Regions from separate parts of the Mus musculus genome. Here regions 2 and 3 are each linked to region 1. The links are chromatin loops, found by intact Hi-C in ENCODE. Cell type or tissue: heart. All regions are shown on one strand. Region 1 holds the start of Tfrc (transferrin receptor). Region 2 overlaps Smco1 (single-pass membrane protein with coiled-coil domains 1). Region 3 has its middle 28 kb from the start of Zdhhc19.

Region 1 (2,500 bases):
AGGTTCTTGCTGTACAGCCTAAGCTGGCCTGGAAGTCACCCATCTTTCTGCTCCAAATTCTGAGCTATGGGGGTACCAAACACTGCTGTGTGCTTCTGTGCTTCTCTTACAGGGACTCAGTCTATAGCCGGAATCATTATTTCTTCTTTTTTTTTTCTTCTTCCTCTTCCTCTTCCCCTTCCTCTTCCTCTTCTCTCCCATCCCCCTCTCCCTCCTCCTCTTCCTTACCCCCTCTTCTTCCTCTTCCTCTTCCTTTTTTGTTTTTTGTTTTATTGTTTTTAGACAGGGTTTCTTTTTGTAGCCCTGGTTGTTCTGGAACTCTCTATGTAGACCAGGCTGGCCTGAACTCAAGAGATATGCCTGCTCTGCCTTTCACTGGAATTAAGGCCTGTGCCACCAAGACCTGCTTATGGTCTGAATTTCAGAGATCTCTCAATGGCTGTGTGCTCTGGCTTTATATATATTTTCTGGAGTAGTACAATTTGGACAAAGAAGGGTCTAAAGGGACCAGCAGTTAGTAAATCCCAAATACGCGTTGAATTTTAGAGCAGATAAGCCAAAGGTCAAATTCGTGGCTGGGAAGTAGATTAGTACTTTAAAAGACATTCCCAGGGTCCCTAAGGGCTCCATCTGGGAGCGCGCTATCTGTAGTCCTGTTGTGGTTTAAGATACCACTCTCTTTGTTATTTGTAAATTTACCACAGGCTGGGCAGTAAAGTACAGATAGGAAGAAAAGAGTGTGAACGTTTGCAGTTTTAACAGAACTCCTTTTATTTGCTATGCATTGCAACAACCCTCTAAAAGCAATAATGGCGATAAACATGCAAGTTAATCTACAACTTTATCACCCTAGTAAATCATTGGTTCCTATTTCCCTTCCATAGGCTGAACATAGTGAGCACTGGTAGCTCTTTGCTTGGCTTAAGCGCTGCTTGTTAAAATCTAAAAAAAAAAAAAAAAAAGATTTGCAGTTTTGCTTTAAAGTTTTTCCTTTAAAGCATCTCTGAGCTGCAAAAACTCGTCTTTAGGATATGGTTTTGGCGGAGACCTAAGCCTGCAAGTAGGAATATTTTAAAGAGTAAAGGCTGATACTTTCGAACTTGCACCGCAGGGTTGGGTGTCGGTCAAGGTTAGGCGGAGGGCGACAGGCCAACTCCAAAGACACGGCGGGGGAGGGGTGCGGTGGAGAAAGCGAGCCGCAGCCAATCGCACGCGCTCTCCCGACACCTGCCGCCTTGGCGCCTTTTCTAGGCTACTCCGCGCACGCACTGGCTGCGCGCGCAGTTCGCCTCCAGCGGTCTTGGGGGAGCACCTCGGTAGGTGTACGTGCGGAAGGAAGTGACGTAGATCCAGAGGGCCGGCCGGGGGGTGGGGCCGAGCTATAAGCTTTGGGTGGGAGGCAGCGCTGCCTTCAGAAGGCGTGCGGAGCGCGGGCTGCTGCATTGCGGACTGTAGAGGCGCTTCCTAGTGAGTGACTCCCTTGTCAGCGGCACGGCCCATCGTGGTCCTCGCGTGGCGGGCGGACCAGAGCGAGACGCCAGGGCCTGGGTGGTGCGGGCGGGGAGGCGGAGGGGTGTCGCGGAGTCCGGGGCTGAGGAGCGCGGGTTGCAGGTGCAGCGCGGTGGGTGTGGGGAGCCGCTGTACCCTGCGCCCCTCGGGTCCTCCGGGCCTTCGCAGGCCAGTGCTAGGCCGCGGGTTCGAGAGTCACCACGCTGAGGCGCAGGCTTGTTCCGCCGGGAGCACGTGGTGGCGGCTGGAGGAAGTCGCCCCAGGGAACGGCTGTCGGGGTACGTGGGTGACCTTGGGGCCCCTCGCAGGAGGGCGTCACAGCTGAAAAGGACAAAGCTGTTTTCTATTCGGTTACTAGTGTCACGGACATTTAGAGGGGCGGGGGGAGCTTCCAATAACTGCACGTTGGAACTTCGGCACCACCTGGTCGGTTTTTTTGCCAGTCTCTCCCTCTTGGCCCAGCGTGTGGAATCTCATTTTTCTAGGGCAGAATAGGTCTGAACGCTGCAGGTAATACTAAGAACGTCTCTAGCATCTCCTAAGATGGGAGAACGTAGAAATACGACCTCTTTGTACGAGCTCTTTTAGAACTAGCTGTAGAGAACCAGCGTGCACCCTGGTGTTGGACAGCTCTCTAAAATGGTGTTTGAGGGTAAGAAAACTGCATTTGCAAATTTTTCAGTTAGCACACTTTGTCCCGAGCGTAAAATGAAATGATCTCCTTATACTTAGGCAGAAGACTGGACTGGATTGCTGTTCAGTTTCTGTGCTATTTTTTTAAAATAGGATTTAAGTGGGAAATAGTTGTGTTACAGAAATTCTCGGCTATTCTGTGCTATTTTTTTTTAAATAGGATTTAAGTGGGAAATAGTTGTGTTACAGAAATTCTCGGCTACCTGATACTTTTATTCTAAGATTAGATGAGTTGGCTCTGAGCTGTGAAATATGACCTCTTTGACAAAGACATTTAAGCTGATTCAGGATGTTATCT
Region 2 (2,500 bases), 340 kb before region 1:
TGAGGAGATCTGATTTGGCCCTAAAGTCTGGGTGCAAAACAGATATGTTTCTAGCTGAGTTAAAGGATCACAATAGTACTTTAGAGAAGTGTGTGGAGGATGAATTGCAGACCAGTGCAAGGGTCCAGTGAACTCCTGTAGTCCTAGGACCTGCTGAAAGATGGTGGACTGGCTTACTGCGGACGGCAAGCAGGAGCTGGGTTAGATAGAGATCAGCTGAAGGAGCGTTGAGATTATTCTTAGATTTCCAGTTCAAACAACTGAATAAACCTGTGAAGCTTTTAAACAGGCTAGGATTGGAAACATTACACTCAGATTTATATTTTAAATTTAAAAGTTCTTTTTAGGATTGGCAGAAATGACCCTTGGTCTCCTCTCTAGAATTTACGCTTTATGAAAAGCAAACTAAAATAAAAGAGGTCTGGGTGGTAGAGGCAGGCCTGTAGAGAGCAAGGACTTCCCACAGTCTTCTCTTGCCTAGAGAAGGAATGACCCTAGGTTCAATCTCCAGCACCACCATTAACACACGTGCACACGTGTGTGCGCTTGCACGTGCCCTCGTGCGCGCGTACACACACACACACACACACACACACACACACACACACACACACACAGAGCAAATGAAAAGAACCCTGTTAGCAATTTAACTACAGTGCCTGTGTAAACTTGGTAGGGGCATAAATAACCTGTTAGAGCTCTAGGTTTCTCTTGACCTGAACTTCCTTTGATTCTTTAACCCTGTAGAGTAGACAACAAGCTCAGAGCTCTAGACACACAGTTCAAAGAACTGGACGTCACCAAGGATAATCTGACGCTTCGATTTGAACACCATAGCAAGACTTTGGCAAGCCAAGCAGCCCAGGATGAGATATGGACAGCAGCTCTGGCCCTTGGGTGAGCAGTGGTTAAGAAATCCTGGCTTTTGTGGCTTTGTGAGAGCTTTTAGTGGCTATTCCAAAACCGAGCTTGGCACGATCCCCACAGGTGTCGCTTGGGCTCGGTTCCTCCACACAGAAGGCGTTAGTCTGAGCACCTGTTTACCTGCCAGGCACTGCAGCATACACTTTCTGGGTCTCTTACCTGCTGTCTTACTGATGGGAAGGGAGTAAAGAAGTTCCTGCTCCATGCACAGCGCCCCCTATGGGTGGCCTGGGAACTTGGCTATGCAGTTGGTGCAGGTCATACTTCCGAAATTCGCAGCTGTTTTTTCTAGAGGGTTTACATTGCACCAACATAATCAAATGCAGCTTTTGTTTGTGCATGAAATGTTCCATTTAAGGAGCTTTGCCCGTTTTTCATAGGTTCACCTCAATGGAACTGAATATTGTATACAGCTATGTCATCGAGGTCCTTATTTGCTTGCACACTCGAATGCTTCAGAAACTCCCAGACCTGGTGAGAAGTCTCCCGACCTTAGCCTCTGTCCTTAGAAGAAAAGCCAAGAACAAGCATGTTAGGCTTGTGTGGGAGTCTGTCCTGCAGGAGTACGGGCTGCAGGAGAGGGATGTCTCAGCACTCTGTACCTTCTTCATTGTACATGGCAACAAAGGAGAGCACTATGCTGCCAACGTAAGACGGATGTACATCAAAGATGTTTCCTTCATGATCACCAACATGGTAAAGAACCAGGCTCTACAGGATGGATTGCTTAGAGCTGTTCAGATCATCGAGAAGGGGAAACAAGCACAGGACCCTGAAAACTCAAGGGCACCCCTAAAAGAGTTGATGCCCCCAGTTAAAGACTAACCTGTTACCTTTGACCCAGCAGTTCCACTCTCGGTCATTTGTATTTTTTTTCCCCCAAGACAGGGTTTCTCTGTACGGCCCTGGCTGTCCTGGAACTCACTCTGTAGACCAGGCTGGCCTTGAACTCAGAAATCCACCTGCCTCTGCCTCCCAAGTGCTGGGATTAAAGGCGTGCGCCACCACTGCCCGGCGGTCATTTGTATTTTAAAAACCAAAAAAATGCATAATTTAATTTTTATAGGCTTATTTTATAGCAAAAGTGGAAGGAACATTAAAGAAATTATGACAAATGGATACAATGTACATTGTGTGTGTAGCCATATTTGAAAAAGAAGCAAATATTTTATAATGAAGTAGAATTTGGGGTGTAGCCCAGAGTACATTTTTTTTTTTTTTTTTTGGTTTTTCGAGACAGGGTTTCTCTGTGTAGTCCTGGCTGTCCTGGAACTCACTCTGTAGACCAGGCTGGCCTCGAACTCAGAAATCAGCCTGCCTCTGCCTCCCGAGTGCTGGGATTAAAGGCGTGCGCCACCACCACCCAGCTACATTTTTTTTTTGTATGTATGAGGCCCTGAGTTCAATCCCTGATACCACCAAATACATAATAAAGAAATTTATATGGAATCATTACTCAGATTTGGTGTTTTATTTATAATGTTATATACAAAAAGGGGCAAAAACAATTTTATACACACACACACACACACACACACACAATTTTTTGTTCACGACATAGTTTCTCTGTGTCTGT
Region 3 (2,500 bases), 85 kb before region 1:
AGCCAGCTGGCCAGTCCCAGGTGTACCCTAAAATACAGCTAGCTTTAACTGGACAACCATGGATTTGTTCTTTTCTCGTGAGCCTCATGCTTAACACTCTGACTTCTATGTGTGACATGGGAGTGTGCCACCACCTTAGAGGGCATGCCATGCGCACATGCACAATTTAAAAAAAAAAAAAAAGACGGGTGGTGGTGGTACACTCCCAACTCTTGGGAGGCAGAAGCAGGCAGATCTCTGTGAGTCTGAGGCCAGCCTGGTCTACAGAGTGAGTTCCAGGACAGCCAAGGTTCTACTGAGAAATCCTGTCTCAAAAAACAAAAAGAATGGGGAAGAGATTGAAAAGTCTCCTCTGCTCTCTGTAAGCATCCACTATACACATGTGTACACTACATATATACTCAACATGCATGTGTGAGCACACACACAATAATGAAAAAATAACATTGTAAAAAAAAGTTGTTCGATTTTAATTTTAAAGTCAATTTTGGTGTTTCGTGTACACACCTATAAAGCCACCTCTACAATCAAGATCCTGAGCAGGTCTTTCTGCTACTTCTAAGCTTTTCTGCAAGCTCCTTTGGCCTGCTTGGTCTGCCCTGAGCCTCTCCCAGTGACTTATGGCCAGGATAGCAGGCACCCAGCCAAGGCTTGCCTAAGCTCTGTCTCCTAGCCAGAGAGTGCTTCAAGGAGCATGAAGGATTCCTCCAGAAGGTGTTTCAGGACCCTCTGTGTCTTCTGGTCAGTTTGGCTGTGAACCTTTAACTGCAGAGGAGGAGGCGCAGGAAAGTATTTAAGAAGAAAGAGGAGCTTGTGTTCATAAAGGGACACCATAAATATAACAAAAAGACATGTATAAGGACAATCATGACACTCATGCAATGCTTATATAAAGAATGCCTAAGAATAGGGTAAAGTTGAGGAAGAGCGAGTGGGTGTCTTGTGTAAACAGAACAGGTGTTGCCAGGAAACACGTCAGGACTTTATTAGACACCAAAAGTACACTCGGATGTCACTCGTCAGATAGGCAAACATAAAAGGAGGGTTTAACCCAGTACTCAGGAGCATGCAGGGCAGAGAGGACACTCACTGCCTGCCGCAGCTGTCAGCCCCACTCCCTAGGGAGAGCCAGTGAATTATCCTGCCAAGTGTTATTGCTTGGCTGCTCCTACCCACTTAGGGCTTGTGTTTGCTCTCTTTACCCCAGAGGTACTTGAGCTCCTGGGGTATTAACAGGACAAGAGACAGGACAACTCCTTTCCCCATGAGAACAAAGAACCCCTAAACAACCCTGTCTGAGGCTGCAGACTAGCCGGGAGTACACAGATATGAATAATTTAAAAACCTCTGTAATCAAGCCATGTAGCTTTTCAAGGACAAATGGAGACATCGTGGTGTATCGTAATGGGATCTGGCACAGAAAATGAATCACCTCAGCTTCACTTGCAAGCCAGTTTCAAGGGCAGAGCAGTACAGAATGAGGTATGATGACGCATTGTAACAGTACATTGCCCACTGACTGCTCACCCAACTGTTTTGGAGACTGGGAGCCCAGCCCCGGGCCACAGGGCCAGCAGAGCCACCTGGGAAGGCTCTGGGGTAGGGTGTGGCTTCTGGCAGCCCCACAGTAGACTTCAGAAGCCCCTCCAAGTCCACGTTTCCTGCTTTGGTAAGGACTCCAGTCATATTGGATTAGGGCCCATTCAATGACCTTGTTTCAACTTATGAGCCTCCACAGAGACCCCATCTCCAAATAAAGTCACGTTCTGAAGTACCTGGTTATGGTTACAACTCCTAACCCACCTGTCTGAAGGGATACAGTTCAGTCTGTAACAATAAAGACAAATATGGCAGCACTAATAAAATGTCTGGAGGCCTAAAGCTATGAGTCCAGGAAAGTGTAAGGGATAAAAGTGTAAGGGATAAAAGTTAAACTTGGAATAGTGGTTACCTGTGGGCATCGATGGGGGTGGGGGATGGGTGGGGCCTTAACATGCCTTGATAGTCTTTCTCATTTGTTTTTTTCTGAGACAGGGTTTCTCTGTGTATCCCTGACTGTCCTGGAACTCACTTAGTAGACCAGGCTGGTTTCGAACTCAGAAATCTGCATGCCTCTGCCTCCCAAGTGCTGGGATTAAAGGCGTGCACCACCACTGCCCGGCCTAGTCTTTCTCATTTTTAAAGTATTTTTTAGCCTGGGATTCAGTCACAGGGCTAAGCCATACTCTACCACTGTGCTACATTACCAGCCGCAGTCTTCTGTTTCTTGGGCAGGCAATGGGTTTGTTCTAATATTCTTTATTATATGAGTGTTATTTCTTGTGTGGGTGTGTATGTGCATATCCTATGGATGTGTCCAGCTGTGCATGCAGTTGTGTGTGCATGCATGTCCATGAGGAGGCCAGAGGTCTAGGTCAACTGGTATCCTTGTCTCCACTCCACCTCACTGCTTTAAATAGGGTCTCTAACTGAACCTGGAACTCACTCATTAGTCAGTCAA

The links. Hi-C counts contacts between places; a loop is a spot of excess contacts. Peaks named below come from ENCODE experiments on the same cell type or tissue, not always from the same donor. Only the 100,000 strongest peaks of a DNase experiment are listed, where the experiment ranks them.
Region 2: it touches region 1 in a loop (2.4-fold over the local background); 6 of 42 quality-filtered maps call a loop at or near these places.
Region 3: a loop joins it to region 1, with 2.6 times the contacts of the local background. A loop is called at or near these places in 26 of 42 quality-filtered maps.

The regions. Positions count from the first base shown.
Region 1 is chr16:32,607,570-32,610,069 of GRCm38, forward strand. Tfrc (transferrin receptor) reads left to right here and starts at 1,327. Exons shown (of 19, transcript NM_011638.4): 1 at 1,327-1,467. In heart, a CTCF peak has its summit at 1,412; a DNase peak (open chromatin) is centred at 1,322; H3K4me3 peaks cover 1,622 bases; H3K27ac peaks cover 2,500 bases.
Region 2 is chr16:32,272,409-32,274,908 of GRCm38, forward strand. It overlaps Smco1 (single-pass membrane protein with coiled-coil domains 1), which reads left to right. Exons shown (of 3, transcript NM_183283.3): 2 at 748-897; 3 at 1,305-2,373. The coding sequence ends at 1,749. Among named protein-coding and RNA genes, the nearest start is that of Smco1, 2.2 kb to the left of the region's middle. In heart, a CTCF peak has its summit at 1,145; no DNase peak of the experiment used is centred here.
Region 3 is chr16:32,523,013-32,525,512 of GRCm38, forward strand. No RefSeq gene overlaps it. Among named protein-coding and RNA genes, the nearest start is that of Zdhhc19, 28 kb to the left of the region's middle. In heart, no CTCF peak of the experiment used is centred here; a DNase peak (open chromatin) is centred at 1,149; H3K27ac peaks cover 1,835 bases.